Linked DNA regions of Mus musculus: region 1 is linked to region 2. Evidence: chromatin contacts called from ENCODE Hi-C or POLR2A ChIA-PET data. All regions are on one chromosome and are shown on one strand. The core of a region is the stretch at or near the end of the contact, and the rest is flanking DNA. Distances in the headings are between cores, read along the strand shown. Region 1 holds the start of Kif20b (kinesin family member 20B). Region 2 holds the start of Ifit2 (interferon-induced protein with tetratricopeptide repeats 2).

Evidence for each region. Hi-C counts contacts between places; a loop is a spot of excess contacts on that map. ChIA-PET counts read pairs that join two places held with the same protein, here RNA polymerase II (POLR2A).
Region 1: a loop to region 2 is called in a map of gastrocnemius, with 3 times the contacts of the local background. The contact joins the promoter of Kif20b here to the promoter of Ifit2 in region 2. A Hi-C loop is called at or near these places in 1 of 37 maps with a recorded cell type or tissue (gastrocnemius). POLR2A ChIA-PET finds 5 or more read pairs at or near these places in 1 of 5 experiments (Patski).

What each region holds. Positions count from the first base shown.
Region 1 is chr19:34,920,911-34,923,610 of GRCm38, forward strand. Kif20b (kinesin family member 20B) reads left to right here and starts at 1,448. Exons shown (of 32, transcript NM_001362434.1): 1 at 1,448-1,523.
Region 2 is chr19:34,549,230-34,552,197 of GRCm38, forward strand. Ifit2 (interferon-induced protein with tetratricopeptide repeats 2) reads left to right here and starts at 1,465. Exons shown (of 3, transcript NM_008332.3): 1 at 1,465-1,793.

The DNA.
Region 1 (2,700 bases), core at 198-2,697, 370 kb after region 2:
ACTATCTTATCCAAACTAGTTCTTCTCAAATTTGATTATTTTGTTTGGGGGAGAAGTGTGTGTGTGTATGAAAGAAGTCAGAGGCAGGGTAGTGGTAGGAGATATAAATTCTGTATCAAGATCGAAAAACACTAAGGTTGTCAAGCTAGTGTTCCAAAAATCCTTCTAATTAAGTGCAATAGCTGAAAATATGATCACAGAAAAGCTAAGGTAACAAAACTTCTTCAACTGATTTTAAATCCCGGTTCCATTTACTTTTCTTCCCCCCCCCCCCCCGAGACAGGGTTTCTCTGTGTAGTCCTGACTGTCCTGGAACTCACTCTGTAGACCAGGCTGGCCTCGAACTCAGAAATCCGCCTGCCACTGCCTCCCAAGTGCTGGGATTAAAGGCATGTGCCACTATCCGGCTTTTTTGTTTTTTAAAAGATTTATATGAGTACACTGTTGCTGTCCTCAGACACACCAGAAGAGGGCGTTGGATCACTTTACAGATGGTTGTTAACCACCATGTGGTTTGCTGGGAATTGAACTCAGGACCTCTGGAAGAGGTCAGTGTTCTTAACCACTAAGCCATCTCTCCAACCCTCCATTTACGTTTGTGCCCATTACTTATTTAGAATGTATTAAATGGGACGGTAGCAATACCTACTTTAAAGGGTTCTTAGCACCAGTCAGACAATCCATTTTATAAAGGTAGTGCCAGCGGAAGCATAAGGTAAATGCTCAATTTACGTTAGCATTATTTTTATTCAAAGTGAAAGTCTAGCCTCAATAGTAAATTCTCGTCATATGAATGTATTAGTAAATTAGCCCTGCACTCAGAGGGTTACTTTAGGGAAGCGGAGAAGGACACATGGGCACTTACATTTTGGGGCACTGCACAGTGCCTCTCAGCGGTAGCTGATTTATGCTTTCAGAAACATCAAAAAGGGGGTATAAAAAGATGAAGGATATGCTCCTAAAATGTATTTTGAGGAAAACGTGTTTCATCCAAGAGGGCCGTCATCGACAAGAAGAATCACTTAAAGAGGGGAGTTAACTTGGTCCCAGGTCGCAAGTCCTTTCTGCCCCGGGGAATGACAGGACTCTGAGGTGTAATAGGAGGAATAGTTTGCCATTCCTCCGCTCCTGGGGGCATCGCGGGAGGCAGTGCGGAGACAGCGGCCTCAGCAAGGCTCGTCATCATGCGGGTCTAGGACGGAACCTGAGACCTGAGTACCGAACAGGTATCGTTAGGGTCAAACCTAATATGGCCCCGAGAAACTCCCAGCTAGGTAGCCCACGAGCGTTGCTACTGCCCCATCGGTCGCCCGGAGCACCGAGTCCCGCCCCCCAGACTTGAAAGCCTTTTCCGGAGGCGGGGGCGAAACTCGGCCGCGAGCGGGTCCAGCCCCCAGGGCTCGCCGGAAGCCCCGCCCACTCCCAGGGTTCAGCGCGGCGCCGAGCCGCCATTGTTTGAATTTGAAAACCGGGAGGAAGTGGAATTCTGCAGGTGGGGAGGCGTGCAGGGACCAGCGATTGCAGTAAGTGAGGAGCTGACGATTTTGGGGGCTCCGAGGGTGGCTGCTTGCACAGAGGGCACGAAGCTGCGACGCCTCGGCCGTGTCAGCGTTGTCGGGGCTCGTGATGCCCGTAGTCTAGGTGCGGGGCTGCTGAAGGTGGGGCTGAGCTTCAGGGAGTTAAGCGAGTTAAGCCTTGAGGCGGAAGACTTCGGTCTGTCTAGGCCTCGGTTTCCTGGTCCGGTAAAGGAGGTACACTTTAGATTCACAGACACTAGTTTTATTAGACACAAAAAGATTTGCCACGTCTGGTTGCCTGAATTCGGGAGGTGAGCAGTTGTTTTGTCACGTGACAAGATCTCTTTCTAGGTTGAGTCCAGTGGGGGCTTTTTTTAAAAAAAAATGTCACATTACTTTGTGGCTAGAAAAGAAGCATATTTGGGTTTTATGTGTATATAAAGGAAATTGAAGTGAGTCAGTTTTAGTCCAGTACTACTTCCGTTGGTCTGTATTTTGAGCCTGTCGTGAAGAGTAAACAAATTTAGATGATTGTCTTTCTACTTAAATAGGGAATCCCGGTGCTAGGTGCTTTAGACTGTTAAATCTGTTTCTTTGAAAAATTAGGAGAGAGGCGACCTTTTCTCTCTGGTATTGTGCATCTGGTAGATGCTTGCTTTCTTTCTTTCTTTTTATTTTTCGAGACAGGGTTTCTCTGTGTAGCCCTGGCTGTCCAGGAACTCACTCTGTAGACCAGGCTGGCCTCGAACTCTGAAATCCGCCTGCCTCTGCCTCTCAAATGCTAGGATTAAAGGCGTGAGCCACTACTGCCCGGCGTGATAGATTCTTAGAAAAAAATTTTTTTAAAGATTTATTTATTTATTATATGTGTGTACACTGTAGCTGTCTTCAAATACTCCAGAAGAGGGCATCAGATTTTTGTGACAGATGGTTGTGAGCCACCATGTGGTTGCTGGGATTTGAACTCAGGACCTTTGGAGGAGCAGTCGGTGCTCTCAACCGCTGAGCCATCTCACCAGCCCCCTTAGAAAATTTTAAATGTTAATTTTTTGGGGGGTGGAGGGTTAGGTTTATCCTATAGGGATTTGATGTGCAATTCAGATTTAATAGTTCAGTGATGGCATTATTCCATATTCACATTCAACCTTGTGATGTGTCAGTTAGTGATTTTCATTGTCGTCAT
Region 2 (2,968 bases), core at 215-2,714:
CCTGATGGTAATGAAGGTACACTCACCGTTGGTCATGTGTGCTGTGGTCTGGGAGGGACTGAATGTTGTGAAGACAGTCTCGGTGATGCTAACAGAGACCAACCCCACTCACTCTAAGCCTGTGACCATCCGAGGAGACTTTTGCATCCAAGTTGGTAAGAATGGTTCTGTAGAGAGCCCAGCTTGTGGTTTCAGCCCAAGGAGCTGGTGGACTTCAAGAGTTGTGCACAGGACTGGATCTATGAGTGACAGGAAGGCCCCTGCTTTGCCACCTTCTGACCCCTGTTCCCACAGGCAGGGGACCAGCAACTCTAGATATTTCTGGATCTTCCTTTGGCCTTTAGGGATCCTCTGGGAGCTGTGACTCCCTGTGTAGTGTTAAGTACCACTATTAGATTAAAATGTCTCATCGCCTGTGAAGAGAAGGAGGAGGAGAGGGAGGGGGAGGGGGAGGGGGAGGGGGGGGGACTCAATTTAGAAGAGAAACTAAATTGACAAGACCGAAGTGTTTAACCACCAGGCAACAGGGAGGGGTATGATGGATCCTTAGAATGACAGTTCACTGCTAAAACTCTTCCTTTCCCCATCCCCTATCTCCTTTCAGTCCTAGGGACAGAAGCCAGTGTCATGGGCAAGAGCTCTGTCACTGAGCTACATCCTAGCCTTGGAACCTCACTTTCTTTTAAAGGACTTTGAATGTCATTATCTTTCATTCTATCCATCTATCTGGATCTATATCTATCTATCTATCTATCTATCTATCATCCATCCATCCATTTATCAAGGGTGCCACACGGAGGTCAGAGGACCACTTGCAGGAGTCGATTTTTACTTTCCCTGGGATTAAAATCCCATCCCAGCTCAGATCCTAGGGCTTAAAGTCAAGTGATATAAGCCCCTGAAGTCATCTCCCCTAAGCCAGTTGAGTCTCAATTTCAATTTAAATCCAGGAATTCAATTCAGGATCATGTCCCTCACTAAGATGGACTATTAGGAAACTGGAAATGAGTGAACCATCCTCTAAGAATCAACTAGGTATTATCTCTGCTGTCCAGAATATTACAGTCTGCGAATTAATCCGCTTCAGTTAGCAACATCAGTAAACATTAAAAATAGGAAAGGACAGAAAAGGATCCTGTCTGGTCTTGCATTGTGCAAGGAGAATTCTATGCTAGAGCTGGGCTGGAGCACCAAGACCCAGAGGCTGGAAAATTCATGGGAGCTTCCTGGAAGAATGGATAAAACCGTCTCTCTCCCAATTCCGGAAGTATTTCTGCTGCAAACTCTCAAATTTAGCATCTAGGGATAATAAAGCTAAAAGCGGCGGAGAAGGGCACCCTCTGGCGACAATAGCAGGACACAGTGGGAGGAAGCAGCGCTAAGATGGAGTACCACCCCAAAACAAAGCTCCCTGGGAGCTGTAGTCGAGCCAGGTTGCCTGGGTGAGTGCAGTTTCCCGCCCTTAGTGATGTGGGGACCCAGCGAGATGGAGCTCACTTTAGGAAACAGCGGGGAGTCCCCCAAAGGACTAAGGTATTCCAGCCACACCCGACTAACGCTGCAAATATGTAGGAAAGAGAGTGAAGCAAGATATTTTTAATGAGTAGCCCTGTCTAGTAGTAGATCCCTCAAAGCACCAAGTGTGGGTAGGGGTTACATCCGGCACCCGGCAGTCAGGAGTCATTGGCCACGCACCCTTCGCCAGCGTCCATTCTGCCGAAAAGCAAGTTCTGGCCTTCTGCAGTTAATGCTTTTTTACCCATCAGCAAGATGCACCAAGATGAGACTTAGAGGTAGGTGGTCGTCGCTCTTAAATGTGGGTGGACGCAACTTTTGTTTTCCTGGGCTGTCCACTAGGGGCGCGTGGTGGACTCTGGGTCCTAAGCTATATATCTAGTCACTCTTTTATCCAGAACCCACCCTCAGCTCACTCAAAGGCTTTCAAAAACAGCTTTTTTTTTTTTTTACTTCCGGTTGTTTATTTGAGAAGGAATGCACCAGAAATTACAGAAACCTTTTTAATGTCCCACAACCTCTCAACTCTGTAAGTCTATTAACATGTTATTGTGTAATGGTCTCTCCCCCTCCCCAACCTCCCTGTGTTCCTCAGGTTTGGTGTTTTAAAATGACAGCTGATGTAGGAATTCCTCTCTGTGGAGATAGAGTGGACACAATGAATTTCTTTCTTCCCCCCCCTCCCCCTCCCTCGCCCTCTCCCTGCCCCCCTTCTCTCTCTCTCTCTCTCTCTCTCTCTCTCTCTCTCTCTCTCTTCTTTCTTTCTTTCTTTCTTTCTTTCTTTCTTTCTTTCTTCCTTCCTTCCTTCCTTCCTTCCTTCCTTCCTTCCTTCTTTCTTTCTTTCTTTCTTTCTTTCTTTCTTTCTTTCTTTCTTTCTTCTTTCTAAAATATTTTCTGGATTTAAATGTTGGTAAAGGAAGAAGAGAGGTAAACGTTAGAAGTAGGGACTGGGAATCTCAAATTAGGGTGCAGTTCAGAGATGAAGAAGGCACAATGAGGTATTTGTGTCCTCATGAGGAAAGTATTTGGGAGTGCTGAAAGCAAGCAGTGTAAATAGCATCAGGACAGCAACTGCTCAGGAGGCCATGCGCCTGAATCACACTTATACTTCAGTAAAATGTTAACAAAGACTCCGAGACAACAGAAGGAAAAATTAGAACACGTTGGCACCCTGAGAAGTGTGCTATTCAAAAGAGTAAGGCAGTGGCTGAAAAGACCATGCAGGAGGAGATAGGACCATCAAGATACTCTGAGCATGAAAAATACACAGGGTCATAGAACAAGGGTTAACAAACTGCCACCCGGAGGCCAGCTTGCTATTTGCTTCTATAAATGAAGTTTTATTGGATCAGGTGCTCTCTTACGCTGCAACAGCAGACTGGACTAGTTGCTCACAAAGCCAGAGAAAATATTTATTATTTGGCCCTTAACAGGGTCCAGAACATCATGATGG